Linked DNA regions of Homo sapiens: region 1 is linked to region 2. The links are chromatin loops, found by intact Hi-C in ENCODE. Cell type or tissue: PC-3. All regions are shown on one strand. Links, peaks and the distances in the headings refer to the core of each region. The heading gives the core; the rest is flanking DNA. Region 1 overlaps PARD3 (par-3 family cell polarity regulator). Region 2 overlaps PARD3 (par-3 family cell polarity regulator).

The links. Hi-C counts contacts between places; a loop is a spot of excess contacts. Peaks named below come from ENCODE experiments on the same cell type or tissue, not always from the same donor. Only the 100,000 strongest peaks of a DNase experiment are listed, where the experiment ranks them.
Region 1: a loop joins it to region 2, with 5 times the contacts of the local background. A loop is called at or near these places in 8 of 110 quality-filtered maps.

What each region holds. Positions count from the first base shown.
Region 1 is chr10:34,573,363-34,589,131 of GRCh38, forward strand. The region is part of intron 2 of PARD3 (par-3 family cell polarity regulator); the gene reads right to left. Among named protein-coding and RNA genes, the nearest start is that of PARD3, 230 kb to the right of the region's middle. In PC-3, for the core only: no CTCF peak of the experiment used is centred there; a DNase peak (open chromatin) is centred at 7,469; H3K4me3 peaks cover 759 bases; H3K27ac peaks cover 1,660 bases.
Region 2 is chr10:34,519,358-34,535,126 of GRCh38, forward strand. The region is part of intron 2 of PARD3 (par-3 family cell polarity regulator); the gene reads right to left. Among named protein-coding and RNA genes, the nearest start is that of PARD3, 290 kb to the right of the region's middle. RefSeq lists enhancers at 6,643-7,398, 8,789-9,364. In PC-3, for the core only: CTCF peaks have their summits at 7,868 (motif pointing right) and 8,874 (motif pointing left); DNase peaks (open chromatin) are centred at 7,004, 7,534, 7,894 and 9,064; H3K4me3 peaks cover 2,378 bases; H3K27ac peaks cover 2,500 bases.

The DNA.
Region 1 (15,769 bases), core at 5,975-8,474, 53 kb after region 2:
TAGGTAAGAATTTCAAGAATGTATTACAGTCTTCGCTAAGTAAGAATACACAGAATCGAGCAGGTGCAGTGGCTCATGCCTGTAATCCTAGCACTTTGGGAGGCCAAGGTGGGTGGATTGCCTGAGCTCAGCAGTTCAAGATCAGCCTGGGCAACATGGTAAAACACCATCTCTACCAAAAGACAAAAAATAAAATTAACCAGGCCTGGCGGCAGGCACCTGTAGTACCAACTACTAAGGAGGCTGAGGCAGAAGAATTGCTTGAACCTGGGAGGCAGAGGTTGCAGTAAGCCGAGATCATGCCACTGCACTCCAGCCTGGGTGAGAGAACGAGACTCCGTCTCAAAAACAAACAAACAAACAAACAAACAAAAACACACACACACACACACACACACACACACACACACACACACACACACAGAGAATCAGCCTCCAAGTACCGAACTATACTTGCTTCATGCACACACTCTTCATACAATGCCACTGTGAAGTATTCAACCAAGAGTTTGTCAAGAGGAGCTCTGCCACCCAGTGGGAGGTGTTTTGACATTGTGAAGGCATTTGTTTCCAGTTTAGTCATGCTTGAGCATTTATATATTGGATTGATATTTTTATTATAAGTTATGCCCTTTGTATTTATCTTTTGAGAGCAAATTAGCCTATAATACAATACATCCTATAATGTTAATATTATAAATTAATATAGTATATTCTATAAGAATTCAGGTACTTTCTTTTTTCTATTTACTTATTATTCATTTATTTGTATTTTCAGTTAGGTTATATTTTCTAAGAATTTTATTGTAGGATACCAAAAGATTTACAAAATATTGATTATAAAAAGGGGACACTGGACTTATGGGTTAAAAATCATTACTTTAAACAATCAAAAGCAAATGATTTTAATTATCTTAATTGTGCCAATCCTTCCCAAACTCCTCCCTTGAATTCACAGTTTCACTGACAGACATATCTAGTCTCTCAGCATTCTGATCTGACCATCACCAAATTTAGACACTTGTCCATAATTCCTGTGTCCTCCAGGCCTCTGAACAAGCAATATAGCAGGATTCACTCCTCAGTGCTCCTGCTACCAAGAGGAGCATGGAAATCCTCCACATTCACCAGGAATCAAAGACATATGCAAAATCCAAAGTTACATGACTCCAAAATAGTGACCCATCCCAGTGCATACGCCTGAAAATCATCAAAAACGGCTTTCAGGCCTCACTCAGGCAGTTTAGTTTCCTCAAATGAAAAATGAGGGAGTTAAGCCCAATTCACTCTTCTATGGGCTTTATTAAAGTATGACTCAAGTATTTACGGCAGTGTTCCCTTTAGACAGAGAACCACGGAACCAAGATATAGGAGCTCCTTCTCCCTGTCCCTCAAAAAATACTCTTGGGAAAGAACAATCATAAGCCTGGAGGTCCTCTAAGCACTTTGGAATAAGAAACATTTTCAAAATTGTCAGCAAAAACTAAGTTCCTAAGCAGCCATGCAGAAATATCTGCTATTCTGGCACTACTTGCACTAATAATTTTATCCAGAACAGTTTCCACAGGAGTCTTTATTATGAACACATTCATAAAGTAGAAAAGATTACTGAAATGGTTCTCCTCCCCTCCCCTGCTCCCCCCTTAAAGAGACAGGGTCCTACTCCGTCACCCAGGCTGGACTGCAGTGGCCCAATCATAGCTCATGCCTGGGCTCAAGCAATCCTCCTGCCTCAACCTCCCAAAGTGCTGGGATTACAAACATAAGCCATCATGCCTGGCCTTAAATGTACTGTTTCTTAATGAAAGTAAAACAAAATTCTGAGAATGCACAAATTCTTAAACCAGATTCAACATCCCAGAATTTTTATCGTATTATATCTTATGTGAGGCTTAATATTACATGATAATGCATTATTCATAATTAAGACCAGTGACTATTAATTTTTAAGTCATCTTATTTAAAGGAAATTGAGATTTCAACACCAAATTTTAATTTGATTTTAAACTCTTGGGACATAATCACAAGGGAGTAGGCTTTATCTATTTTCCTCAAATTGGAAAAATTTGGTAGACACAGAAATAATTTGGCTCCTATCTCCTATTTCTGCACATAAAGAGCACACCCCTTAGGATAGGGTTAGCTTCTGTGTAATAAGAAACCCCAGGCCTGACACATGAACTCATATTTCATATCTCCTAAGTTACAGGAGCAGCACTTTCCAGTGACACTTGTAGAAAATTGGGTATTTGGCCGGGAGCGGTGGCTCATGCCTGTAATCCCAGCACTTTGGGAGGCCAAGGTGGGCAGATCACCTAAGGTCAGGAGTTCGAGACCAGCCTGGCCAACATCGTGAAACCCCATCTCTATTAAAAATACAAAAGTTAGCTGGACATGGTGGCGGGTGCCTGTAATCCCAGCTACTCAGGAGGCTGAGGCAGGAGAATTGCTTGAACCTGGAAGGTAGAGGTTGCAGTGAGCCAAGATCACACCATTGCACTCCAGCCTGGGTGTCAAGAGTGAAACTCCGTCTCAAAAAAAAAGAAAAAGAAAGAAAGAAAATCAGGTATTTGAGCTCTTCTCTGTAGGTTCTAACTGAGATGCACCAGGCATAGGCTTAGCCATCTTTCTTTTCTACTGACTCATAAGAACGAGTCAGGGAAATGTGTGTTGCTTCTTCAAGCTCTGCAGGCAATGGTTATGTGCAGTCTTGAATGAATAAGCAGCAGAATCACTGATGTTTGCCAGAGAAGTACAGGGTAAGCCCTCCCCCACAAAGTCTCAATCTATTACTTTCAATGGGAATCCATGATAAAGTATAACAAAAGACACTATGCTTAAATATACACATCCACTTAGATGCTGTGGAGGACAAAATCCTAAACAACATAATACAGTTCGCTTGCCTCTGGCCTCTCTTCCTCACCCCAATTCTCGCCATCCCGACCTTCCAGAGGGGCTGTCTGCTTGCTTGTGCATTCTCTCATCAGCAATGTTTGTTTCACCTTTTAAAAGTTGTTAATAGCCAAATCAAGGAATCTTTAAAAATAAATACAAGTCAAATTAAATCACCCATAGAAACACACTGCACTCTTTACATGTTAAGGCAAGAAATTTTTGAAGAAGATGATCTGAAAAGAACAGGGACAAAAGAAAAAAAAAAGACAAAAGCTTTTTTTGGACCATATAAAATTATAGGTAAGCAGATAACAGCTGGTTTCCATTTCACCCCTCTGCCCACCCCTAATTTAGTGTGTCACCCCCTGACTGCACTAATCAGAACTCTATTGAAGGAGATGACTGTGTGAATTTACTGGGAACTAAAGAAATCACTACAGAAACAGTCTCCAACCCAAAGATAATCCTGTAAGCTGACCAGTGTCAAGATCTGAATATAAAACATACAAAACCAAATTTAGATACCTCTATGATATTTTTAGTTACAGTGGAATGAACATGTCACTGTATAGCTTCTCTGCATCTAATGCATAAAAATGAAAGGAAATCTGGTTTTCAACATCACACTCCCACTAAAACAACTTGCAATCAATTAACGTCATCAGCAGTAAAACTCAATTTTCTCCCCTGCGTGTGGGGGTGAACATACAGCACAGATTGATAATTCCCGTTGAGAGTGTGGCTAAGTGTTTCTAAGCAACCTTGCTCCATCATCTTCTCTGACAAAAACAAGGGAAAGGGTTTGAACTGCAGGCTGATGGAGCTCTGAATACTAATGACTAGGCAAAGAGGAATGGTTCATTACTGACTTCAGGCAGAAAAACAAAGGAGCAGCTTCGAGCTGTAAATAAATTCTAATTAAAACTTAGCCTGCATTTCATATACCTGAACTCAAGCCTACATATGAAGTTCCCTCAGTGACTGTCCATTCATGTGAGATGAACTCATTAATACACCTGCAGAGTTTTAGCAAATGATGCATGTGTGTTTTCTGAAATTGCTTGGGGAAAAAAATCTTCCAAATATGTCCATTTATATGCTGTAGAATTTGCTTAATCCTCTTAGGAACATTTAAACCGACAACATTCTTAAATTAGCATCTCTGCCCAAGAGACCTTGCACCGAAGCACAAGCACTGAGCTGCATGATGGCCCCAAATCAAAATTTAGAAATGTTTCAAACCGCTGGACACTCAGCTGAAGGCAACACAGCATAGCAGAATGAATCCGATTTGAATGAGAATCGATAATGTGTCTCTGTTCACACACCTTTCCTTCTGTCTAAATCCATCATTCTATCACTATCGTAAAATGAGCACCATATGGCTCATCTCCTGTCTGTAAAATGGGGATGAAAAAAAATTTCATCACTAACTCCACATGACTACTAGAATATGTGTGGAAGTGTGCACGTGTGCACAGGCACACACGTGGGTACATAGATGGATTCTTTAAATTTTAAGATGAGGGCTTTATGCTGACCAGGCATAGAAATTCTTTATTTAATGCATTAGTCAATGCTAGAATAAACTTTTTTTTTTTTTTTAAACAGACAGGGGTCTCACTCTGTCAACCAAGCTGGAGGGCAGGGGCACAATCAGAGCTCGCTGCAGCTTCAAACTCCTGGGCTCATGCGATCCTCCTGCCTCGGCCTCCTGAGTAGCTGGGACTACAGGAACATGCCAGCACACCTCACTACATGCGGCTATGTTTTTTTGTTTTCTGTTGCTCTTTTTTTTTTTCTTTTTTCCTTTGTAGAGACAGTGTCTCAGTATGAACTCCTGGCCTCAAGCAATCCTGCTGCTTCAGCCTCCCCAAAGTGCTGAGATTAGAGGCTAAGATAAGCTTTTTAAAAATGTGATACCTCCTTACAATATTCCAACCAAAACACAGCAAAACTTCGTGCTGAAAAAAATTTTTTTAAGTTTTTTACCTGAATCATCACATACTGCCATCCTTAAGCCCATTTATGCCTAGTGTTCCATTACTGGAACACCAAGCATGCGAGCGTTGTTTATATCCTACTGCTCAAAGTCATTGTCAAGGTCTGATTTTCAAAATTCACAAAATTGCAACCTCAGGCATAAATGGGTTAGAACATGCCATTTTTCTTAAATAAGAAAGTATTCCCATACCAATGAGCAACAGAATTGTCAAAGAATAAGTTTTAAAATAGCAAGAGCAACTAATATTTATTGAGAACATAGTATATGCCAAGCACCACAGTTGTAATTTCCACACATTAGCTCATTTTAACCTGACAACTCAGAGGTGAGTTCTATTAGCCCATTTTACATATGAAGAAACTGAAGCTGTAGGTGGTCAAACATCAAGTACTTTGTGGAGCTAGAATTCAAACCCAAGCTCCCTTCTACAGAGGCCACTGAGCCCTTACCAAGCTATATTCAGTGTTTCCAACTTCTCAAATACACTCAATCGCTGAGGGAACACATTACCTACTTGTCTAACAGTGAGTTAACTACCAGTCCTTGAATTATACATACTAACTAGACTTTTATGTGGCTGAAATTTTTAATTTCTTCTTTTATAATTAGTTCAGGTTGAATTTATACCACTTATAGGTAGAGGTGTTGAGGAAGATGGAGGGGAGCTAGATAGCCTAAGCATATACCTTTTCAAGATATCTGCTTATTCAAAGAGAAAATTATAAGGCTGCGCGCAGTAGCTCATTCCTGTAATCCCAGCACTTGGGAGACCAAGGAGGGTGGATCACAGAGTCAGGAGTTCAAGACCAGCCTGTCCAACATGGTGAAACCCCATCTCTACTAAAAATGCAAAACTTAGACGGGCATGGTGGCGTGCGCCTGTAATCCCAGCTACTCAGGAGGCTGAGGCAGGAGAATCGCTTTAACCCAGGAGGCAGAGGTTGCAGTGAGCCAAGATCGCGCCACTGCGCTCCAGCCTGGGCAACAGAGTGAGACTGGTCTCAAAAAAAAAAAAAAGAAAAAGAAAATTATTAAACCAGTGTAGCAGCATCCTTTTCAATAAACCCCAGCGCCTCTAAGCACTACCTTGCGTGAGGATGTGCACCTCTGGCTCTGCTGTCAGGTGAGCCCTTCCGTAACGCCCCCTGCCCCTCCCAGGTGCCCTAGATGAACTTAGTTTCCTCACTCATGAATGGGCATTTGGTTAAAATCAATGAAAAAAAATACGTAAGAAGCCTAGTTCACTGTCAGACAACGTGAACTAAATAAATAAAAGCTACCATTTTCTCTGTGTGTGTGTGTGTGTGTGTGTGTGTGTGTGTGTGTGTGTTTTGACACGGAGTTTCACACTGTCTCCCAGGCTGGAGTGCAGTGGCATGATTTTGGCTCACTGCAACCTCCGCCTCCCAGGTTCAAGCAATTCTCCTGCCTCAGCCTCCTGAGTAGCTGGGATTACAGACGTGCACCACCACGCCTGGCTAATTGTTGTATTCTTGAGACTGGGTTTCACCATGTTGGTCAGGCTGGTCTCGAACTCCTGACCTCTTGATCCACCCACTCTCCAACTCCTGACCTTGTGATCCGCCTGCCTCGGCCTCCCAAAGTGCTGGGATTACAGCCTAGAGCTACCATTTTCACTACAGAAAAAAAAAAAAATAGTTTTTGAGATGGAGTCTTACTCTGTCTCCCAGGCTGGAGTGCAGTGGTGCAATCTCAGCTCACTGAGGTTCATCCACCTCCTGAGTTCAAGCAATTCTCCTGTCTCAGCCTCCTGTGTAACTGGGATTACAGGTATGTACCACCATGCCTGGATAATTCTTTATATTTTTAGTAGAGATGAGGTTTCACCATGTTGGTCAGGCTAGTCTCAAACTCCTGACCTCAGGTGATCCACCAACCTCAGCCTCCCAAAGTGCTGAGATTATAAACGTGAGCCACTGTGCCCAGCCAGAAAAGCATTTTAAATTTTCCAATTACAGCATGCTTGGCCAGGCACAGTAGTTCATGCCTGCAATCCCAGCATTTTGGGAGGCCAAAGCAGGTAGATCACTCGAGACCAGCCTAGGCAACATGACGAATCCCCGTCTCTAGAAAAAAAAAATAAAAAGTAAATACAAAAATTAGCCAGGCATGGTGGCACGTGCCTGTGGTCCCAGCTACTCGGGAGGCTGAGGTGGGAGGGTCACTGGAGCCTAAGAAGTCCAGGTTGCAATGAGCTATAATCTCACCATTGCAGTCCAGCTAGGTGACAGAGCGAGATCCTGTCATTCATTCATTCATAAACAAATAAATCAAGCTTGATTGAATCCCAAAAAGCATTTTAATATGTTTACAGAAAACTGTAAGTTATCTATTAACCATAGTTTTTACTAATCCTGGCTGTGGGCCATAAAACATTTGCCAAAAATTTGGTATCATCTCCCACATTTAAATTTTTAAGCTTGAAACTGTGATCAAGCTTGGTCACGTAAAGATTTCCACCATAACTTAAAGAGTAACCACAGATTACAATAGCAGGGCCACTTAGAGACACAACGTATTATTCACCACAACTTCCAAAACTTCAGAACAATGACAGCTGCTCACACAAGGAAATGTGTACTATTTGAACTGGCAAGATTTTTAGCTGACTCATAAGGTATGTCCTTCAATCCTCCTTGTCTGACTTACATGGTCTAACACATTAATCATTTAATTTCTAAAAGAAAATATAAAACATGATCAGTGTGTGAAGTGATATTGTTTTCTTTCCCCCAACGAAATACAGGTATCAAGCTAAAAATTAGCTTAAGTACTTGAACTCATCGTAAGTAGCCAATGTTAAACATATCTTGATTTAGATTCCTTTAAAAGCTCATAATTATTGCACTGTTTAAATACAGCATCTTTAAATATAAATTAATATTTATTTGGGATTCTTGGGAAATTTGTTCTAGAAATTTATTTTGGTTATTTTTCTTTTTCTTTTCTTTTTTTTTTTTTTTTTTGAGACGGAGTTTCACTCTGTCACCCAGGCTGGAGTGCAGTGGCACGATCTCGGCTCACTGCAACCTCCACCCTCCAGGTTCAAATGATTCTCCTTCCTCAGCCTCCTGAGTAGCTGGGACTACAGGCACCTGCCACTGCGCCCGGCTAATTTTTTGTATTTTTAGTAGAGCTGGGGTTTCACCATCTTGGCCAGGCTGGTCTTGAACTCCTGACCTCGTGATCTACCCACCTCGGCCTCCCAAAGTGCTGGGATTACAGGCGTGAGCCACCGCGCCCGGCCTATTTAGGTTATTTTTCAAAGATTTTTGTTAAAAACCATTGCACAGAGTTATAGAATTTTGGAAGTGAAAGGAAACAGTATTTTAACTCAAGCCCTTGTCTGAAATGTGAAGATACTAATGCCTCAAGAGACACATCCATTTGCCTGACTCCTACACTGCAAATCTAGAACCAAAATCCAAGTCTTTGAGAACCCAGGACTTGTCATCTCTTGGTGTAGAGTTGAACCACAGTGCTGGAGGGGCTGTGAGAGGCAGTCTGGGAAAGAAGGGATTTCATTCGTGGTGGATGAGAAACAGAATCTCACAATAACGATATTATGGGCAATCCCTCTTGTGTCTAAAAACTACTATTTAACATGCTTGACAACTGAAACACGCATGAGTTGATTTATTGGCTAACTAAAGGCATTCTTCACAACACAGCAAGCTGTTTTCACATTAGCTCTACAACTAAAGGAATGTTAAGAATAGGAAGCTGATATTAACTATTTAAAAATTTACGCCAAGAACCAAAGAATTCCCCGGCAGAAACATAAAGACTTGCTGAAGTTTCATCATGTGAATTTATTGCCAATTCAGTCATCTTAAAAGTTGTGCTATAAAACATATTGTCCTTTGCTGTTCCAAATAACATTTGAAATAAATAATAACTTTCTTGACAGTGTTTCTGGAATTTTCTTCCATTCTCCAAAGCCAATTCTTAGACCCTTAAAGAAATGATGAGCTGGCATTTTGCCCATCATTCTCTAGGCAATTACTGGTTCCAGTAATGAATAAGGGGGAAAAGAATTCACATAGAAAGCTATTCTAGCACCACACTGCTTATATTTCCTCCTGAAGACTTTAGAGATAATGTGAAAATTAAAGACAGTACAGAAACCCAGTGTTAGGATAACTGGTTAGAAAATGACTCATGGGAACAAATATGCTCACCAATATCCTCTTGTAGCCACTTGTCCACAAATCACTTCAGGTATCGCTTTTATTGGTCTAAATGAATAAAGCAGTTCCTCTTATATATATCTCCACATAAAGAATAATTGGTCACAAAATCATAACCATTATAAACCAATTGGTACAGCCCCCAAAGCCATGAACTGGTTGAACTGAAGCATTCTCACTATTGATGTGTTATGCGCTATATGTGACACAGACTAAGCAGTGCCTACACCAACATCCACTGTTCTAGTCCTCCTTCATAAGGAAATTCTGTGTTAAGCTAGGCAGTCATGTGCTCACCTTGCAGTAAGCTGTTTTCGCATGAGCTTTAAGAAGTTAAAGACAAGAATGCTAATTGTACCTCACAAAAGCATCCTAAAAGGGAAACCAGGTGCCCTTCTTCTTTCTTCCTTTCTGCTGCCTGGAATATCAGCCTGATGGCTGAAGCTCAGGCAGCTACCCTGAACCATGAGGTGATACTGCTAAGAATGATACTTCGGGGAGACAAGTGTCTGGTTCTCTGACACTGGGGTTGTCAATACATACCAGACCTGGACTGCCAACTGCTTGACTTCTTTCACATAAGAGAGAAACAAACTCTTAGCATGTTTAAGCTGTTATTATTGTGAGTACCTGGGATTAAATGTGGTGGTATATAACCCCAACTAATAAAGTAAAAAATTTACCAAAATGCACCAACAAATACTGAATAAATATAACAAATGACACGATATAACCATCTAAGTTTTTGGTTTAATGCCATGAAATTTAAATCAAATTTAGATATATGCCAGTAAAACAACAAAACACCAGGAAGAAAAAACAAAGTTGTCCTTAAAAATGGACATCTAAGTGTTCTATTCACAAAAATAGGCTGTCAAGATAGCTGCTACTCTAAGTGTTAGGATCAGAAAGATACATGTGCTCCCTGCTTTTATTAGTATCTCTGGGTTTTAATTTTTGTCTTTTTGATTTTTTTTTAATTTTTGCCTTTGGAAAAATAAGTGAGACTGCTAGTCAAACCACTTCAAGTGTCACTTTTATTTTTAGAATCACTATCCCTTATTTACCTCTGCCTTCTTTAATGTTCCATCAATCAGTCCAGCCTTCTAAATTGAGGAAATGAGGCCCAATCAATCTGCCTTTACACAGAGTTAAGAAACAGACATTAAAAAACAGAATGAGGAAACCTTATCTTCCAGAGGTTACTGCACAGATGAAATAAGAGAATATATGTGAATCTACTTTGTAAACACTAAAGTACAATATAAATGACATTAGTATTGATCTTATGTTAAAGTAAGAAAAGAAAACAGACCATTTTCCCTACCGGAAGCAGAATGTTCTTTACAATTTTCTATCAGTTTAATGCTCCAATTTTTTTTTCCTACAAAATTGAAGATTAAAAAAAATCAGTGCAAATTAGGAACTAATTTTAATTACTTCATCTCCATCTATTTAATTCATATCTATGATGCTACCAATTCTAGATATTTTATTAGAGCCTTTGGTATACATAAATCATCATTTATTAGAGCGTAACAAATTTTTAGTATCACTTAGATTATACGTGATACACAAATGTGAAGATACAAGGATGCCTGGCATGCCCTACTGATTTTTCAAGCTATTGTTTTCCCAACTATTATTTCTTCCTAGCCTAAACTAGACATGAATTTGTTGACATGAGACTCTTTAACAAAAGGGCAACCCACCATTATTGCTTTAGAGACTGAAACCTTACCTTCCTCTTTGTCCATGTAGACCTATCCCTTACTGCTTCCTAAAATGAGGAATGAATCACTGATGTTGTCTCAGAATATTACAATGCTAAAGTCTTTCTAGTGTAGTAAGGAGGAAAGAGTTATGCACTTGGCAGAAAGACCTAGGACTTTCAGTTCCACTTTGGCCATGGATTCTCTGTAAGGCATTTGTTAGGATATTGCAACATCTCTAAGGTTAAGCCAAAACATATGTAAAACAGAAAAAATGCTTTTAGTAAAGTGCATTCAGATGCTAGTTTCTTGGCCCCATTTCATCTCTTCTCAAGCTCCTGTGTACAGTACCTTGAAAAAGAGAGGTACATGGTGTCCAACTAATCGAGCGGAGTTTCCTAATAATTCACATGAAAACAAACGTTACCTGACTCAATCAATTTTTAAGCGTCTCTGTGATGTTTGTCTATTATTTTTCAGTTGAGAGACAAACCTTTTTTTGAAAACTTCCATTACTGCAGAAGTTCCTGGTTTGCCCAATCATAATGCCATCTAATGATGGCTGTCAATTAAGCTAACTGGGCAGACAAAAAAATAGGCTAGTCACCCAAGATTACTGTTTGATATGTTTTCGTTACATGGAATAAAACACTTTAGGCTCATTAGGTTTTCCCAGGCTCATTAGGTCTTCCCCTCTCTTGTTCCTAGGGATTTATCCATCCCCAGAAACATTAGTTAGCTTTTTGCAAAGACTTTTTTTTCATCTTTTGCCATTTTATTAAACTTGCATGTTTGACCCTACTGCTTCATTCTCAGTAACACTCATAAAAAACAAAAAGAAAACACCTCATTCATGATCATCTGTAGATTTAATATATTGCTTAGCTAATTCTTCTAGATCATTAAAAGAAAAGATACACATTATCCTGTGGTTCTCTTCAACTTGATATGTTTTCAATTGCCACTAACTCTTGGACAGTTTATTACACACTTGACATTTCTTTATCCAATTCGGTTAGTTTGGTGAATAAGATTTCAAAAAATCACTTACTCGAAAATCGTGATATTTAACATCTATAGCCTTTTTAAAATTAAGTAATTCCATAGAGCTATCAAGGAAAGCAATCAGGTTTTTGTATGATGATTACTACTTAAAATGCTTTAGTCCTGCACCCATTAACTTACAGATGTTTACACATTCTTGTTAATGTTTATTTCATCAATCTATTAGGAACTGAAATTAAACTAACAATGTTAATTTAAAAAAAATCTGCTAAACTTCACCTGCTAATTCTTTACTATTTCTAGTACTAAGGCTCACCACTTTTTCTAATTTTTCTTTTTTTTTCTTTTTCTTTCTTTTTTTTTTTGGCAAAACTCTGGAAATCTACAGATAGTACCATCTCTGTGCACAGAAAGTGAAAATTGTGGTGTGCGGGTGTCATTTCAGAGGTTACTTAGCATACCTACTTCCTATCATTCAAATCACTCTGTCTGCACTGCTTATAGTCTTGAAGGCTTCTGCCTTTTGTAAAATCCCATAACATTAATTTATATACTTTTGCTAAAGGCTTAGAAAACTGAAAAGTATGTAAAATGAGAGGAAGGTATATCTGCATTTGCTTATATAAACATAAACTATCTCTAGAAGAACACACACAACAGACACACCCACTAACAACACTGCCTCCTGAGAAGGAAACTGAATGGCTCGGATATGGTGTCATCAATTACATATTTTGAATTTTAAACCACATGTGAATGCTCCACTTATTCAAAAAATGCAGGTTATTCCAGACCTGAGAATCAGAATCCTCCACAAGATTTTTATCAGTAATTTAAAAAAATTACCTTCCCAAATCCTGTAACATTCAAATATCCATGAGAAAAAAAAAAGTAAGTCATATCAAGTAACAACTGCTACTTTAATGCAGATTAGTTTTCAGTCCCAACTGATGGATATGGAAATCCCTGAAAATAAAGATACGGGTGGATAAGGTAAAAAGAACCAAGAATATAAAAGAAGTAACGACCCTATGGAAACCTAATTATGTTCTTTGAAATAATTACTTGATTAAAGGAATTCAGGATCAAGAATTTGAATAAGCACCAAGAGGCAATCTAGTAGGATAAGTAGGAATAGACCTCAGACCATTTTCATCATACCTTGTAACTGAAAAAACATTTCTGTGACTTCCATAAGGGAACCTGCAGAGCTCTCATAATGTAAAGGGAGGGGAAGGGGCAGAGAAATGGAGATAGGTCTAAAGATGTATGACTGAGCACATCAGTGTCTGTGTTTTTATACAGATCAAATCCACCTTATTCATCACTGAGCCATAAGAACACTATAGGGGGAAAAAATATACTCTGACAGCCTTTGGCACTGTAAAATGCATAATGATTAAAGAAAATTTTGTTTCTAGCCATATTTGAAAAATATTTGCTAGATGATTCTAAGCATTAAGGCACTCATGGCCAGGCGCAGTGGCTCAGGCCTGTAATCCCAACACTTTGGGAGGCCGAGGCGAGTTGGATCACCTGAGGTTAGGAGTTTGAGACCAGCCCTCCAGCCTGGGCAGAGAAACCCTGTCCCTACTAAAAATAAAAATTAGCCGGGCATAGTGGCACATGCCTGTAATCCCAGCTACTCAGGAGGCTGAGGCAGGAGAATCGCTTGAACCCAGGAGGCAGAGGTTGCGGTGAGCTGAGATGGTGCCATTGCACTCCAGCCTGGGCAACAAGAGCAAAACTCCATCTCCGAAAAAAAGAAGGCACTCATGTAGGGGTGATACGGGACAAACTCATTTTTCTAGTCCAGTCAACTGGGACCACAGCCCCAAAATTGACATCCTAATGCCCAGCATGGGTAGACATGGTAAATTAAGCAGAATGAAAATATAAGCCACTGAGGCTAATGTTTATTTTTTTTATTGTGTTTTTTTGTTTGCTTGAGACAGAGTCTCCCTCTGTCACCCAGGCTGGAGGGCAGTGACACAATCTCGACTCACTACAACCTCCACCTCCCGAGTTCAAGCAATCTCCTGTCTCAGCCTCCTGTGTGGCTGGGATTACAGGCGCCTGCCAGCACACCTGGCTAATTTTTATATTTTTAGTAGAGATGGGGTTTCACCATCTTGGCCAGTCTGGTCTCAAACTCCTTGGCCTCCCAAAGTGCTGGGATTACAGGTGTCAGCCACCGTGCAAAGCCTGACCCATGAGTTTTATAATCTTGTATTATGATGATGATGATTGTTCCCCTCTGAAAAATGCAATGAATGTTGCTCCCAGAGTTAAATACCACCATTAAAAAGCAGGCACAGTGCTACCTCAAGGACAAAGGAGAATCATCATCATTGGGCAGAGGAATTCATGTGTCATACCCTAGATTCCTTTGAAACTTTGCAAAAGAAGGGCAAGTTATATATTATAATCACTGTGGTGTTGGTGGTGATATTCTGTGTTTTAGACACCAAGATATCTACAGTCTCAGGAGCAACTTGCTTTAGCTATGTCTCCTGCATGCTAATGCTCCTCCATGCTCTGAGTTTCGTGCAAGTACTATGTAAAACCATGACTAGTTAGAAGTATAAGGATTTCATCACTGGCCAATAAAAGCCATCATCTTACAAATCATTGCGGATAAGTGCCCTGAGATAATTTCCATCAGCACTCCCACACAGCTCAGGGCTGGCTCCGTGGGTGGAATCACCCGTATACTCACACAGGGGCCACAATAGGTGTCTTGCTCTGCGGTGACCAGTTCAAAATTCTGAATCACTTTTAAACAATAGACTCGCATTTTCATTCTGCATTACTAAGATGAAGCAGGGACCCCTCTTACGGGCCTAACCTCCACCCCTTCCAGGCATGGAAGTAAAGAAAAAGCTTGAGTTCATATGAGGGAAATGCCAGGCACCTTGCTAGCCCTGAGAAGTAAATGAGCAATTTGATAAGAAGGTAACAGTTGCTTAAAACAGTAGCCAACAAAGTTAGAGTCATGAGATGTTTTGTTCTCAACAGAAATGTAAGATAACATCTTAGCATATGTCCTGTTTTTCAGAAACCTGGACCCCTACTAAACAGACCTGCTGGCACGCAGAGCTCAGGTGAGAGAAAACTGAGGGCGGGCCTCTGACAGCTCTTCTTGTTCTTTGCTGTAAAGTCTATCTGAGGTGATACAAGCCACAGCTAACATTCTTTTCTGGTGACCCCAAATATTTAAACAAAGCTTCTCTTCCTTAACCAACTGCAAATCTGAAAATTTTAAAATCTACCTATCACGTTTAATCACCCGGCGCTTCAAGAAAGCCCACCTGTATAGGTCAAAACCATGTACAACCTCCATGTATGAATTTATTACCATACCTGTGACCTCTGCCTCCTTGCCTTTAAAAATCCCTACCTGTAAGCCATCAGGGAGTTGGGGTTTTAAACATGGGCTGCCCGATTCTCCTTGCTTGGGGCCACGCAATAAATGTCTCACTTTCTCTTGCTGCAATCCCGTTAGTGTTTGGCTTTGCTACACTGAGTGGTTCTGAAACACTGAACCTGCAAATTGTGCAGCCACTCCTGACTCTATTCCTCAAGCTATGGTCTGAGGGCTGGCAGCATCAGTATCAGCTGGAGAACATGCTAGAAATGCATGATCTCAAGTTCCACCCAAGACCTACTGAATCAAGATCTGTAGGACATTAATATAACCTCAAAGTCTGAGGGGTACTGCTCTATTGAGAATAGTTCTACATTAAAATACAAAGTAGCACAGGCTCCATGGCTCATGCCTATAATCCCAGTACTTTGGGAGGCCAAGACAGAAGGTTCATTTGGTCCAGCCTGGACAGCATAGTGATACCCTGTCTCTCTCTCTTTCTACTATGTATACATAGAGAGAGAGAGACATAGAAGATATGTGGAAGATACATGACAAATGGTCCAAAACT
Region 2 (15,769 bases), core at 6,811-9,310:
ATACTCTGTAACTATTATTCCAAGTTTTCTGAAGTATAAAATTATTTCAAATTAAAAATTTTAAATGTTATAATATTTTTAAAAAGCTATAAAAATAAAAAAGTACTCTATGTCTTCTTATAACTAATACAGTTCTTAAAATGCTAATATACTTCTTATAAATCCCAAAGCGTAGGCCAGGCGCGGTGGCTCACGCCTGTAATCCCAGCACTTTGGGAGGCCTAGGCGGGCGGATCATTTGAGTTCAGGAGTTCAAGACCAGCCTGGCCAACATGATGAAACCCATCTCTACCAAAAACATAAAAAATTAGCCAGGTGTGGTGGCACGCTTCTGTAATCCCAGCTACTCGGGAGACTGAGGCAGGAGAACTGCTTGAACCCAGAAGGCGGAGGGTGCAGTGAGCCAAGATCCTGCCACTGCACTCCAGCCTGGGAAACAGAGCGAGACTCCATCTCAAAATAAATAACATAACATAACATAACATAACATAACATAACATAACATAACATAACATAACATAACATAAAAATAGAAAATAAATCCCAAAGAGTAAAAAACTTCTAAGGATCCACACTGGCTGCCACCTTGGAGCTTCACCCTTCAATCCCACACCTAGCAACTCAGCTTAGCCTTCCAAGAAAAGAACCATGACTGGAACCAAAATAAACCCCTCTCCTGCCTCCAATCCAAGCTTTTTCAAGGCCAACACTTGTCTCAGGTCAAAAACAGAAACGCGAATGTACAGAATATGAGTAGGACTCATAATTACAGTCCTCATTTTATAAATGGCTTTGTCGTTTGGAACAAATGCTATTTCCATGAACATTTATATATCATCAATCCATTTATCATCGACACAACAAAGAAAACCATTGTACAGTCACAAAGAGACAGGAAGCTCAGAAACCTGCTGACGTATAGATAGAATCAGCTGATTAAACAATCTGGAAGAACCAGTACCAGGGTTCATACCATACCACGGTAATTGGTATGAAGAAATCACAGTAGGATGAATAATTGGGCCACTCAACCTTATAATGAACAACATAAATCAGAAAAGAAGTCCTTAATAGTTACAAAAAAAAGGGAAAGGTATGCATACGTATACACCAAAACATCCATATATAGTAAAATCAGTTTATCTGACAGTGACTTGCAAGTGTCTGCCTGTATTAGAGACACAGACATTCCACTAGATTAGGGGTCAATGGGCAAACTTTCTCGAAAAGAATAAGACAGTAAATATTTTTGGAGCTGTGGCCCATACCGTCTCTTTCATAACTACTCTACTCACTAATTATAGTATGAAAGAGCACCCATAGACAATACAAAAACAAATGACTGTGACTACATTTGAATAAAACTTTATTTATAAAATAAACAGGCCAAATTTGGCCCATGGTCCCTAGTTTGACAACCCAGCCCATCTTTCTAGTAACATGCAATTTTAGTTTCAGTTTGAGCAATAAAACTAAAAGTCAAGGTACCTTTGTAGCCTCAAAAAACTAAAATACTCATTTCAAGCTCTGCATGAAGATTTTGGATTGCTATACTTGATTTTAATATCATCATACTTTTCATAAGGTGTGTGGCTTAATATGCATTTTGAAGATATTAAGTTTTGACATTTTGGTGCTTAATTGGAAGCAAATGAAATTCATGTTTTGTTATTAACTTTTCACAATGATGTGTTCTCTCAAGAATCGAGTCCTTTCTGCAAACTGAAAATGGAGATTGAAAATTACAAAGAATAAGTCTTTAAATGCCACATGATGGAAGAGCTTATACATATATATTAGTTTCAATAATTATCTCCAGCATTTTTAGAAAACATTATAGAACCACAGTTGGTGATTTGCAATATGCCAATAACATACAATTGCACAGCTTTCTTTTAAACCAAAATTTAAGTGCCAGGTCCCAATATGAAATAATTTTGTGTTAAACTGGGAAAGATATATAATTTTAGAAAATCTACTCTATAAGAATGCATATAGTAACACAGCAAAAAAAAAAAAAAAAAAAGGTGGGGGGAACCTTCACAAAAAACTGCGTATTAAAAATCTCCATCATGCCCTTCAAAAAGTAAAGGAAAAGTCTTTTAAATTTGTGAAATGTTACTCAAATTCTAATTTAACAGATGGAATCTTCACTGCTGTCCACAAAGTAGATCATTTTGAATGTTCATTTTTTTCCTTGCAATAATTATTAATCTCTCTTCTGTTCCATTCATCTATCAAGTCTCCATGAGAAAAGACAGGCAGAATTTGGATAACACCTACAATAGCCCAAGTAGAAATAAACTCTAAACATTGTCACCCACTTTCCCCTACCTCAGGACAAGTCACTTTAACTATGAAACATCAGAACCCCCCAACAGAAAACCTCTTATAGAAACATCACACAGAAATGCTTATAAAACCCTTGGATCTAGGGAAGTCCCTTTAATAGGTAAAATTAAGACCTGAAAGCCCACAACTGCATGTAGCAAAGTGGCTAACAGCAATGGAGAATCAGAAAAAGCTACATTCAAAGCCAGCTCTGACCTTATTTTTTGGGTAGCTGTTGGTAAATCCAGTGGCCTCTCTAACACCTCCAGACCTTACTCTCCTCATTTGGAAAAGAGGATGGTGGTTGTGGGTAGACAGAATAATGGTCTCCCCAAAGTTATCCATGTCCAAACTCCTGGAACCAGTGAATGTTACCTTCTATGAAAAAGGGACTTTGCAGACAGGATGGAGGTTAAGAACCTTAAAATGGAAAGATTATCCTTCATTATCCAGGTAGAGCCCCATCTAATTACATAAGTCTGGAAAAATGGAGAGCCACGCCTGGCTGCGGCCAGAGAGAAACGTGATGATGGCCAGAGAAATACTACACTGCCCACCTTGAAGACAAACAAAGGGAGTCATGAGCCAAGGAAAGTGAGCAGCATTTAGAAGGCAAGGATATAGATTCTCCCCTAGAGCCTCGAGAAAGGAGCACGGTTAACACACTGATTTTATGGCATTCTGACCCATGTCAGCCTTCTACCAAGCAGAATTGCCAGGTAATGAATTTGCATTGTTTTCAGCCACTTATGCCTGCTCTGCCAGATGTAGGACAAATAAAGAGATAAGGTATACAACTTCCAGAACACAATAAGTATGTTTACTATGAGCTTTTATTAAATTATATTGTGATGGATGATAAATACGTTCTACTTTTGTAAATATGAGAATAGTTTCAAGAGTAAAGAAGACAGATGCAAAGCTCAATCGCTGTGTCTTGGATCTACACAGGAATAGTAATGGGAAAAAGAACACGGAAAGAAGACAGCATGCTAGAAAATGCATGTTCAACATAGATATGGCACAAAATGAAGACCTTCCACAGACGCTCTACATCCTCCTCTAGAGGGCCCCACAGAAACACAAAGTCGTTTTTATTATTTCACTTAACAGGAAGCAAAGCCGAGCCTCAGAGAGATGAATCTGACTAGCATATAAATAAATACAGAATAAATTTGAGATGGGAAATCAAGTCAAAGATCCTATTTTCTCCAAATCTTCCTGCTCTGGAGCATCTAACATATCCACAGCACAGGGCACTGGCAGGCTACAAACTAAGATTATCTGCAGACCTCTGAATAGGATTCTGTTCGTTTTTGATTAATCAAACGTAATAACCTGCCTTTACCAAATTAATGCAATTTTGATGACACCACTTAAAATTTTTCTGAACATATCTGAGGGTAATGAAGATCATCACAGACAATTCATCCTGCTGGTGCCATCACTCAGTCTTAAACAGAGGGCTTAAAAGGATCAAAGAACTTGCAGATTCTACCCTCATACAGGAAAATGAAAGCTGATTTAAGCCAAGTCTAAGTGAAATCTCAAAGACCTCTAGGTTCAAACTCCACACACCCTGAGAAGCCATTTTAATGTGACACCCTGTGAGCAATCTCTCACTTTCCATTGCTTTCTTCATGTATAAGCTAGACATATCCAGGGAAAGTCAATTATGATGGGTGTCATTGGACACTCAATGTCAATATATGCAATTGTTTTCCTATGAAATAAAGACTTATAATTCTTTTAAAAAGGCATCATATTTTGGCCCTGGATAAAGTACAAAACATGTTGGAGAATACTAGAAACAAGAATAAACTTGAAGATGCCTCCATGACCCTCTCTTCATCTAAGAAACATGAGCAGCCTCCATGAGTCAAGCCAGATCCAGCGGCTTAGTCAACAAGAAGCACAACACAGAAAGTGCGTGTTTGAGAGATGACAGGGAGATGTCATGGGCAGATGTGCCTATAAAGAAGAATGTAACAGAAGAGAATAGAAAGAAAATTCAACAGATATGGGAGAACTAGAGCATAATGAAATAAATTTCAAAAACTTAACAATAAAACTAAAGGAGTTGGAGATACATGCATTTTTTAAGTTTGAAGTCAGGCTGTTCCATGATGTATAATTCTAAACTATCACTAATTCAAAAATCACTTTTCGTCTCCATAGTTTATAAATTATAGATTTCTATAATTAGGATCATACCTACCAATACATTTAAATTCTTCTGCCCTTTCACTCAAGGATGTCCAAAAAAATTATAAATTAGATCAAGTATTTGAGTTTCTGAATTCCCCTTTTTCTATCTCTTATTTTTTTTTAAGATTTCATTTACACTTGTCTCCCATAAAGCACACGTGATAACCTGTGGCACTTACATAAAAGAAAAACTAACCAAACACTAACATGCTTTTGTAGATTATCACAGTGTATTATCCAACATAAGAAAGGGAGCTAAATGAGATCAATCTTTAATAAAGCCATTTCCAGCAAAATATCATGCAGGAGAGGGCAGAACATTCCCGCTGCTTCCTGAACAACACAGGAGACCACCATCATCATAAGCTTCTATCTGTCAATTGCCAAAGGGAGACCTGTCCGACAAGAGCTAATGCCATCCTTTAAGAAGAAAGTATTTCTTGAACACTCATGCCTAATAGAGATATTCCACTGCATCTGGAAACCACAGTGAAAGATATTCACCTATGATACTCCCTAGCCCTGATGCTTACATTTCAGAGCTGAAATTTAATTCTGTTGTCCCTCAGGGTGACATAGTCTATCACCCACTGAGCCTTCAGACTAATTAGATTCCCAGTTTAAGACTTATGTTCAACTAATAGCCTTGAGTATGTCAACCACAAACCACAATGAAAATATGCAAATTCGTATAGCCATCAGCTAACTGACCCACCTGCCAAATATAATATAAACCCCTCTTGCTCTACTCTCTATCATGAGTGCCACTGTTACACTGGTATCCACCCATGAGGTTACAACTACATAACACTACTGCTTAAGTATTAATAAAAAGTAGGATAGCACAGTAAGACAGAACAAAATAATTCAGAAATGGGCTAATCACATACAGATAGGTTGACTCCAAACTGGAGGAAGTGGCACGAGTTGTGATTTTATCATGAACACATGCAGTGTTCCCTCAAAGAGAACATGGTAAGACTGGCAAATGGGCAAGATGAATAATCTCAGAAGCAAATGCGATGATGTAGTAACTAATTATTACGTAGACACAACAAAAAGGGAACTAAAAATCAATTTGTAAGCTTTCTGATGACTGAATTTACTTTAATGACACAGAGACAATACTAAATCCTTAATCATTCTCTGAGCCTTACTTGCTAGCATGGTTCATTAAAAACTCATTTAAATAGAGCTAGTGTTTAACTGGACGAGTAAGCAAAAGGATATATTTGAACCAATGATGTTTTGTAATCATAGTAATACAAACTATACCAATAAAAACTCGCTACAGAACAAGAATCTTAAGCTTGCCACTGGAAAACTTTAAATGTTATGCATGTGAGATTAATTCCACGCTTCATCAGCATATTAAGAAGGGTATATACTGTCTGATAAAAAAGACCTAAAACTTAGAAAAGAACACTAAAATACCATGAGCACATTAAAGACTAGCGAATGTTCCTACTGGCTAAGCCAAGAATGGCAAAGTGTGGATAGACTTTCTCGTACACAGTACCAGGAAACTTGACCTCAAACCCGTCTCAGGCTCTAGCCCCATGGTTTGTGATATTAGAGCAGTACCTCACCTATGGGTATATGTTCCAGCCTTGCCACTCTGCCAACCTTCCAACATATCTAAGAGGGAGTAACGTGGAAACAGGGGTCAACAGCATAGTGTTCTAATCTGTGAACAATTTAGCTTGACAATTCATATGTTTACGTGTATCCAGAAATGCCTGCATTAACAAATGATAAATAAGAGAATCCCTCAATAGTAACTCTTTAAATTAACAACACAGTCTGCAGTAGGGATTTTGCTTAAAAGAAAAAAAAAAGATTTTTTTTTTCTAAGAGGCGTGAGCCTCTGTGCCCGGCCAAAATATTTTTATTAATCAAAAGTCCACCAGGCATGGTGGGTCATGCCTGTAATTCCAGCACTTTGGGAGGTAGAGGTAGGTAGATCATGAGGTCAAGAGATGGAGACCATCCTGGCCAACATGGTGAAACCTCGTCTCTACTAAAAATACAAAAATTAGCTGGGCGTGGTGGCACACACCTGCAGTCTCAGCTACTCGGGAGGCTGAGGCAAGGGGAATCGCTTGAACGTGGGAGATGGAGGTTGCGGTGAGCCAAGATCGCACCACTGCACTTCAGCCTGGTGGCAGAGAGAGACTCCGTATCAAAAAAAAAAAAAAAAAAAAAAAAAATCCAACACCATGTAGGAAATAGATAGGTCTTAACGAGATAAACCAAAATCTCTCTTTCTCTCATACACAGACACACACACAGCCTCTCTAAACTGTAATTAAAAGACAACCACCACCAAAACCCACAGCACCAATCACAATGTTAAACGTTAGTGAGCAAGCAACTGGGGGTGAAATACTTTCCATCTTCTTCCTAATCTCCACTAAACACCACTCCCTTCACTCCCAGGCATAAGTCACATCCTGAAATCTCCCCCAGTCCCTACGCTGTAATAGTCCCAGGGCATGAAAAGCTGCCAATGTGAATGCACAACCCAGAAACATAGCAGGACAGTCACGACCAGGCAGGAGCATGCCCTGCTCTCCTGCTCCTCTGAATGTCTGCATCCACTGGTGAGTCCACAAAAACAGAGCTGAGATCCTTAGTGGGAAGGCCCTTCCTTTCTAGTCTTTCAGAGCTGAGATCTTTAGTTAGGAAGGCCCTTTCTTTCTAGTCTTTTTACCTCTTCAGCTAGCTGGATATAGTAAACCAGGGCTTGGTTCCACGGGTGGGGAGCCCTTGTCTCCATACCCACACACCACCCTCAAACCCTCCTCCTGCTGTGCCACCAGCAAGTTACGAATGTTTAGATGCAGGGAAAGTAGGAGTCCCACTTAAGCTACAACTGCCTCCTCCTACCAACTTGTACCGTTGAGCTCCCTGCTACAGTTCATATCCAGTGTCGTCAGAAACAAGGGTAATTCCGTCTCTACCATCAAGTAATACCATCTCACAGAACCGAGACATTCCCTCGTTGGGCTTCCTTAACGCATCACTCATTCCATTGTTGAACTTGTAAAAAATGACTCATCACTAAAATGTCTTGCCATCTGGTAAACTCTATACTTTATTTTTTGGCAATCAGTAGTGGAAAACTTTTCATTCTAAAATAGAAACTTGAAGGATCACTTCCTTAGTCCTAAATTTTGCAAATTATATTTAAAATGAGAAGCACTAGAAAAGAAAACTTGGCTGTGGCTTTGGCCAATCAATCAGAACTGGGAAGCAGTTAAGCAATTTGCACAAAGTCATGGAAAACTTCTCCACACAATGTTAGGTCTAGAGATGATGCAGCAGGGGTCAGCACATCACCAGCCCTGGCATTTAAAGACAAGATGGTATTTCCAACTCTAAGAACTAGCCTTGTTTCCAAGGCAACCTGCCCTTTGTATAGGGGACTCACTTGGGAGTTCATAATCCCTTTACCTGCTGACTTCACAATTTGAACAAGAACCTCAGCAATGACTTAGCTTCCATCTAAAAGCATCACAAGAAAAACTGAGGGCCGTTTAACTACTTTAAAGGAAGAAAGGAATTCAGATGATTCTATTAAGACATGGGCTGGAGTGGGGAGGGTAGATAGAGAAGAAAAAAGTGATTCAGAAAAAAAGAAGAAAGTAGAACTAGGAGTTGCTGCTTAACAGTGATTTATTTTCAAATTAAGATATATCAAACCCACCACTTCTGTTCACTTCAAGTTCTGAATGAAAGTCCAGGTGAAAATGACACACAATGAAAACCTCAAATTCATTCTGACAACCACAAACCAATATTAGCAAAAGATCAAAGTTCAATAAATTTATTTTGTAAAATGTAAGGTTAATATTACAGTACAAAATGACTTTCAGTTTAATTTGCATGCAAGAAGGAAGGGTGTGATTTTTAAATACCCACCCAGGGGCAAAGATGAAAAACTTCATTTTCTGACTCCTTTTTTGCTACTCTCATTATTTCAACACCTTCTACAAAGGAGAGATAACGGTGTCCTTGACATTAGCCTAAATTATCTTCAGTATGCAATACAATACTGATTAAATTAGGCTCATTTTAATCAACTGGCAGGTTTATTCAAAAAGTAACTAAATAATAAAATTCTTTTTATCAACTCTTCATTAGTATAACCTGTTTAGCAATGTTTTTAAAAAACTGAACACAGAATAAATATTGTGTGCCCATCTTTTCACTCCCATATTTGACAGGTAAAAGAAATAACTTGCAAGTTAAATATTTCCCCCAATCCACAAATTGCTTTAATACTGAAATTTAATGCCAATCTTCTGGAAGGTAAATACTAGTGCCATCTAATGGACTTAGTCAAGCACAAAGAGTTTAAAAATTTTAAGTTTTAAAGAAAATCTATTCTAAGGAAAGCCAAACCCTCTACTTGCCTTCATTTGCTTCCCAAGACAACGTCCACACAAGTGACCCAGAATAATGGAGATGGAGACACTTTATCCTGCGGTTTGCCAGGAATTCCACTCATTCTACCACCACAAGGTTGCTAATCATGAATGAGCTCTCAAGATGAGTCAGCCTCAAACAACTCACCAGCTGCGTGGCCCTAGGTAACTTCTTCACTCCTCTGGGCTCAGTAGTGATAGGTTTTGTTTTGTTTTGTTTTGTTTTGTTTTTTCCCCATAAATTTCATTTGATTATGACAAATTGCTTAGGATGTTTCCTGTAAGTAGCAAGTTTTTAAGAAATGTTACTAATATTTGAGAAAGTTTCAAGAGACTGAGGTAATCAAGAGGGGAAGATGAAAGACAACTAAGTTAAGCCATATAGACTTTATCCTGAAAACTGCGGGGTGTCATTAACACACAGCAGTTTAACTTGCATTTATTCTGCACGAGGTTTCAAGGGGTATGGAGAAGGACTAGGAGGGTAAACACTCGTAGCTCATTAGTCTAATAATGAAGAAGTCATGAGGGCCAAGGCTAATGGAAAGGTGGTGAAAAGACAATCAGGATGTATAATTATTCAAATGCAGAATGGAGACTTATTTAAAAGGACTTGGTATGTGGTGGATGGGTGCCATTATGAAGGAAAATGACAGATTTTAGGTGTCTAGGTTTGTCATTTGGGTGGTTGGGCAGAGGACAGGCACAAGGACAAACAAAAACAAAAGATGATGCATTCAGTTACAGGGAAAACTATCACATGCTCTCAGCCAGTTCCTGGGACACAACTGGAGATGGGAGTCCATGGTACAAAAAAGAGTTCGAGGCTAACTACTTGTAATTGGGTGCCGTCCACACTTAGGTACAATTGAAGCCACAGGTTTCATCCAATCTGAATGCGGATCACCCATGGAAATCAGAACTCAAACCTGGGTAACTGCTGAGATTGCAGGTTCCTCTTCCCTTCCTCCAAACCACTTTCAAAGGATTTTGAGAACTGACTAAAGAATATAAATAAAATCAAGGAAACAGGGTTTCACAAAACTAGGGAAAGAAAAGTAGCATGGAATAGCTGGATCAGCAGTACTCAACACCACAAGGAGGCCCATGAGCTCTTTCTCTAACAAGGACACATGTGCATTATCACCCCAGTGCTATTAAACAGGTGACCCTAGAACAATGCAGGGATGCAAACCCCCCACACAGTCGAAATCTGAGTATAACTTTTGACTCACCAAAAACTTAACTACCAAAGCCTACTGTTGACTGGAAGCCTAGCCACTATCATGAAACAGTTAACACCTATTTTGTGTGTTATATGTATTCCACACTGAATTCTTATAATAAAGTAAACCTAGAGAAATGAAAATATTATTAAGAAAATCATAAGGCAAAGAATATATTTTTTACTTTACTTTTTTTTTTGAGATGGAGTCTTGTTCTGTCACCCAGGCTGGAGTGCAGTGGTGCAATCTTGGCTCACTGCAACCTCCACCTCCCAGGTTCAAGCCAATTCCCCTGCCTCAGCCTCCTGTGAAGCTGGGATTACAGGTGTGCACCACCAAGCCCGGCTAATTTTTGTATTTTTAGTAGAGACGGAGTTTCACAGTGTTGACCAGGCTGGTCTCAAACTCCTGACCTCAAGTGATCCTCCTGCCTCAGCCTCCCAAAGTGCTGGGATTATAGGCCTAAGCCACCATGCCTGGCAGAAAATATATTTAATAATCATTAAGTGGAAGTGGACCATCATAAAGGTCTTCATCGTCATCATCTTCATGAGGAAGAAGAGGAGGGGTTGGTCTTGCTGTCTCAGGGGTGGCAGAGGCAGAAGAAGTGGAGAAGGTGGAAAGGGAGGCAGGAGAGACAGGCACCACTGTGTCACTTTACAGAAATACATCACAATGTCTGACTTTTTCTGTTTTTTTTCTCTAAAAATATTTCCATACAATACCAACCCTTCTTCCACTGTTCGATTTAATTACAGTACACATATCACAGAAGGGTCCATATTATAAAAGAAGTCAAAAATAGTCTTGAATAATCAGAACCCTTCTGTCAGATGGTGTAATTTTGGTTTTCTGGCACTGCTTCGTCTCTGTCTTCTTCCTCATGATCAGGCACTGGTTCGGAAATACTCATCTCCATCAAGTTATTTTCTATTAATTCCTAAGCTGTGGTATCTATGAGCTCCTGAATTTCTCTGAGACTGATATCTTGAAGTCCTTCATCCCCCACTTTTTTGGCCATATCCACAATCTCTTTAATGATTTCCTTAACTGGCTTTGTTGTCAATTTTGTGAAGTCATTCACAATATCTGGACCCAGTTGTCTCCAGCAAGAATTTGTTATTTGGGATTTACTGGCTTTCACGATATTTCTATCACAAGGAAGGCACCTTCATTGGTAATTCTTCCAGACTTTCATAATAATGTTCTATCAGTGGTCCCTTCCATAGTAACGACCATCCTTTCCAAAGGGTACTGTGTGTAATGAGCCTTACAGGTCTAAATTAGAGCCATTGTGTTTGAGGCAACTAGACTACTTCAACGCCTTGAACTCCTGGGGCTCTGGGTAGCCAGGGGCGTTGGTCAATATCAAAAGAACTTTAAAAGGCGACAGTCCCTTACTGGCAAGGTACTTCCTGTCTTCAGGGACAAAGTATCAATAGAACAATCTGGAAAAGTGTTCCCAGTGTCCAGGCCTTTATGTTGTGCAATCAAAAGATTGGCAGCTGGTGTTTATCTTTTCCTTTCAAGGCTCAGGGGTTAGCAGCTTTGTAGATGAGGGCAGTCCTGACTGCCTCTGCTCAATACAATTGAGTTAGCCTATCTCTTCTGGACTTAAATCCTAGTGCTTGATCCTTTTCCTTACTAATAAATATCTTTTGCTGGCATTTTTTCCAGCACTTTCGTCTGCATTAAAACCGTGTTTAGGCAGACACTCTTTCTCCTCAATGATTGTGCATCTGGAAACTCGTCTGCTGCCTCTTGGTTGGCAGAAGTTATTAATACTTCTGTTAGCTGAACATTTTTTTAAGCCAAGCCTCTTTAAAAAATTATCAAACCATCCTTTGCTGGCATTAAATTCTCCAGCTTTAAATCCTTCAGCTTCTTGTTGCTTTAACTTGCCATGTAATGACATTACTTTTTCTCAAATCATATTAGTCAATAGGTGCTTTTCCTTTAACCATCCTGCATCCACATAAAAGCCGCATTTTCAATATGAGATGAAAAGGTATTTCACAAAAGTACAAGGTTTTTGTGCCTGCTGGCATACCTGCAGCAACGGCTTCAGGAATTTCCTTTCTTGTTTTTTATAATGGTCCCTACACTGGATTCATTTATCTTGACATGGTGGGCAACTGCAGTAGCTGCAGACTTCAATCTATGGTACATATCAACTCTTTGTTCTAATGTCATGACTTTTCTCTCCTTTTTTGGGAGCATTTCCAGCATCACTAGTGGCACTTCACATGGGTCCCTTGGCGTTATTCAAGGTTTACAGTTTCATATTAAACATGATGAAAAATGCATGAGAACCAAGAGCAATTACTTTTTATTGTGATATGCAATTTCCTGGGAAGACAAATTGCTCACAAGGAGATGATGAGCATCACACTGCACTTTAAGCAGACACGCACAACACTCGAGCTCACTGCAAGTAACAACAGGAGGGGGCTATGATATTACTATAGTAGTGCAGTCTGTGCTACAGTTAATTTTATGCAGTTGCGATTTAATATTGCATCTTTATGGTTACTTACATTTCTCTCAACTGTGAATGGCACCACGTATGCTCTGTGTATATGGACGTTTTGATAAATTTTAACTTCTTGTAACAGATTTTTGTATATTTTATGGTTGTAAATGACAGGGTATCTATATATATATTTTACACATTCATGACATATATTTTTAAATTTTTTTCCTTATCTCGCTACATAGTTCATCTAAAATTTTTAACATGCCAAATCTCCAAAAATTTTTCCAATATACTTACTGAAAAAGATCCATGCATATGTACACCCAAGCAGTTCAAACACAAGTTGTTCAAGGGTCAACTATACTTTTTAACTATTATTTCTGAGTAGACAACTTTGCACCAGCTTATAAGGCTGGGCTCATCACGTGTTTTCTTTATATTTATTCTTTTGTTCACACCATGTGCCCGCTATGTGCCACATGGTGTGAACTGTGTGAAGTGCTGCTTATAGAACACTTTGTTAATCTAATAAAGCTACAAATGAACTTTCTCCATAAAAACATGCACAGAGTTGTTTCGTTCTGGATATACTTTCGGCAGATTCATAGATCCTTGTTCTATGAGAAATTAGAAGAAAAAGTACATTTTCTAACATTCACTTAAATATCAATGAGCATTTCCTCAATTCTATGACATCACTCTGACACTACAAAGTTACATATTAGCAGAGTGTGAATTTCTTCTGAATATCTTCTAACTCTATTTTTACACTGAAAGATCTCTTCCAGTTGTTCTACTCCATTTTTCTACTTTATGATACAGTCATGTCACTTAACAACAGGGATACATTCTGGTTAGGTGATTTCATTGTTGTGTGAACATCATAGAGTATATTACATAAACCTGGAGGTATACCCTATTACACACCTAAGCTATTATGTTACAGCCTATTTGCTCCTAGGATACAAACCTGTACAAGATGTCACTGTACTGAATGCCCTATGCAACTGAAACACAATGGTAAGTATTTGTATATCTAAACGTATCTAACCAAAGAAAAAGTACAATAAGAATATGGGATTATAATCTTATGGGACCATCATCCTATATGCAATGCAATATTGACCAAAATATTGTTATTCAGTAAATGACCATATAAATGTACGAAGGCAGAACCTAAAAGTAAACAATGTTTTAAGTACACCTGGACATAAAGATGGGAACAATAGACACTGAACACTACTAGAAGAGGGAGGAAGGGAAAAGGACATGCGCTGAAGAACTACCTACTGGGTACTATGCTCACTACCTGGATTGCGGGATCATCCATACCCCAAACCTCAACATAACGCAATATATCCATGCAACAAACCTGCACATATATCTCCTGAATCCAAAATAAAAGTTGAAAATATTTTTTTAAAAAAGCAATATTCAATCACTCTATATCAACTATAAGAGAATTATAACATGAGAATACCAAAAATATGATTGCAGGCAGGGTGCGGTGGCTCACACCTATAATCCCAGAACTTTGGGGGACCAAGGCAGGCAGATCACTTGAGCTCAGGAGTTTGTGACCAGCCCGGACAACATGGTGAAACCCCATCTCTACTAAAAAATACAAAAATCAGCCAGGCATGGTGACACATGCCTGTAATCCCAGCTACTCAGGAGGCTGAGAGAAGAATCGCTTGAACCTGGGAGGCGGAGGTTACAGTGAGCCAAGATCGCACCACTGCACTCCAGCCTGGGTGACAGAGCAAGACTCCATCTAAAAAAACAACAAAAAAAAACAGACTATTGACCCAAAAGTACACTGTTACTCCTTGGATTAACACCATTTGCCCTAAACATCTACATCCACTAGAAATGGCAAAACAGTCCTTTGCAATTCTATCTGTTGGCAAAAATATTTCAGCTCTAGAAAGCATTCAGTACGTCGGCAAGAGATAATAAACACCCCCATTTCCATGAAAGGCTGCACTTCAATTTCCACATAGCCAACGGGTTAACTTTTGGAGGCAGGTCTACTTGTAAGGCAACAAGTATCAGTGTGAGGAGGTCTTAAGACCCAGAAGGAAAAAATTAGCCGGGCATGGTGGCGGGCGCCTGTAGTCCCAGCTACTCGGGAGGCTGAGGCAGGAGAATGGCATGAACCTGGGAGGCAGAGCTTGCAGTGAGCAGAGATTGTGCCACTGCACTCCAGCCTGGGTGACAGAGCGAGACTCCATCTCAAAAAAAAAAAAAGACCCAGAAGGAATGTGAATGCTGTGGAAATGCAGACAGGAGGAGTCTGTCTGGGTCAAGTCAATGGAAAGAGGTGAGTTCCACTCCAAAGGACGGGCGTGCCTCTCAGGCTGAAGAGCGGCAGGAGAAATTTGAGGGGGCAGCCCTGGAGGTCAGAAGACAAAGATTCAAATCCACACATTTTCACTGACTAGTGGGTGACATTGAATGGGTCACATGAGCTCTCAGTGCCTCAGTTTCTGTTCGTCTAATAAATGAAGAGGGCTACAATGCCAACCACAGGAAGTTGCCATAAACTTCTGAGGTCATTATGAGCAAATGTGCCTGTATATGCAGACAGTGAACAAAATCACAGGCACAAAGCAAGTGAGCCCAAGGTCCAGCGGCTGCAGAACAGTAGGGACGGTGGTTGATGTTGTTGTTGCTATCATTAGTATCATCCTAATTTAGGGCCAGGCATGGTGGCTCACACCTGTAATCCTAGCACTTTGGGAGGCCGAGGTTGGGGGATCACTTGAGGTCAGGAATTCAAGACTAGCCTGGCCAACATGGCAAAACCATGTCTCTACTAAAAAATACAAAAATTAGCCAAGCATGATGGTGCATGCCTGTAATCTCAGCTTCTCAGGAGGCTGAGGCAGGGGAATTGCTTGAACCTGGGAGGCAGAGGTTACAGTGGGCCAAGATCATGCCACTGCACTCTAGCCTGGGTGACAGAGCAAGACCTTGTCTCAAAAAATGAATCATCCTATTTTGTCTATTTTGCAGACAAATTGTAGTCCTGAGCAGGATACCCAGGGTTTAAGAATAATATTAAGTGCAACAAAAAAATTATGTAACAATCTACA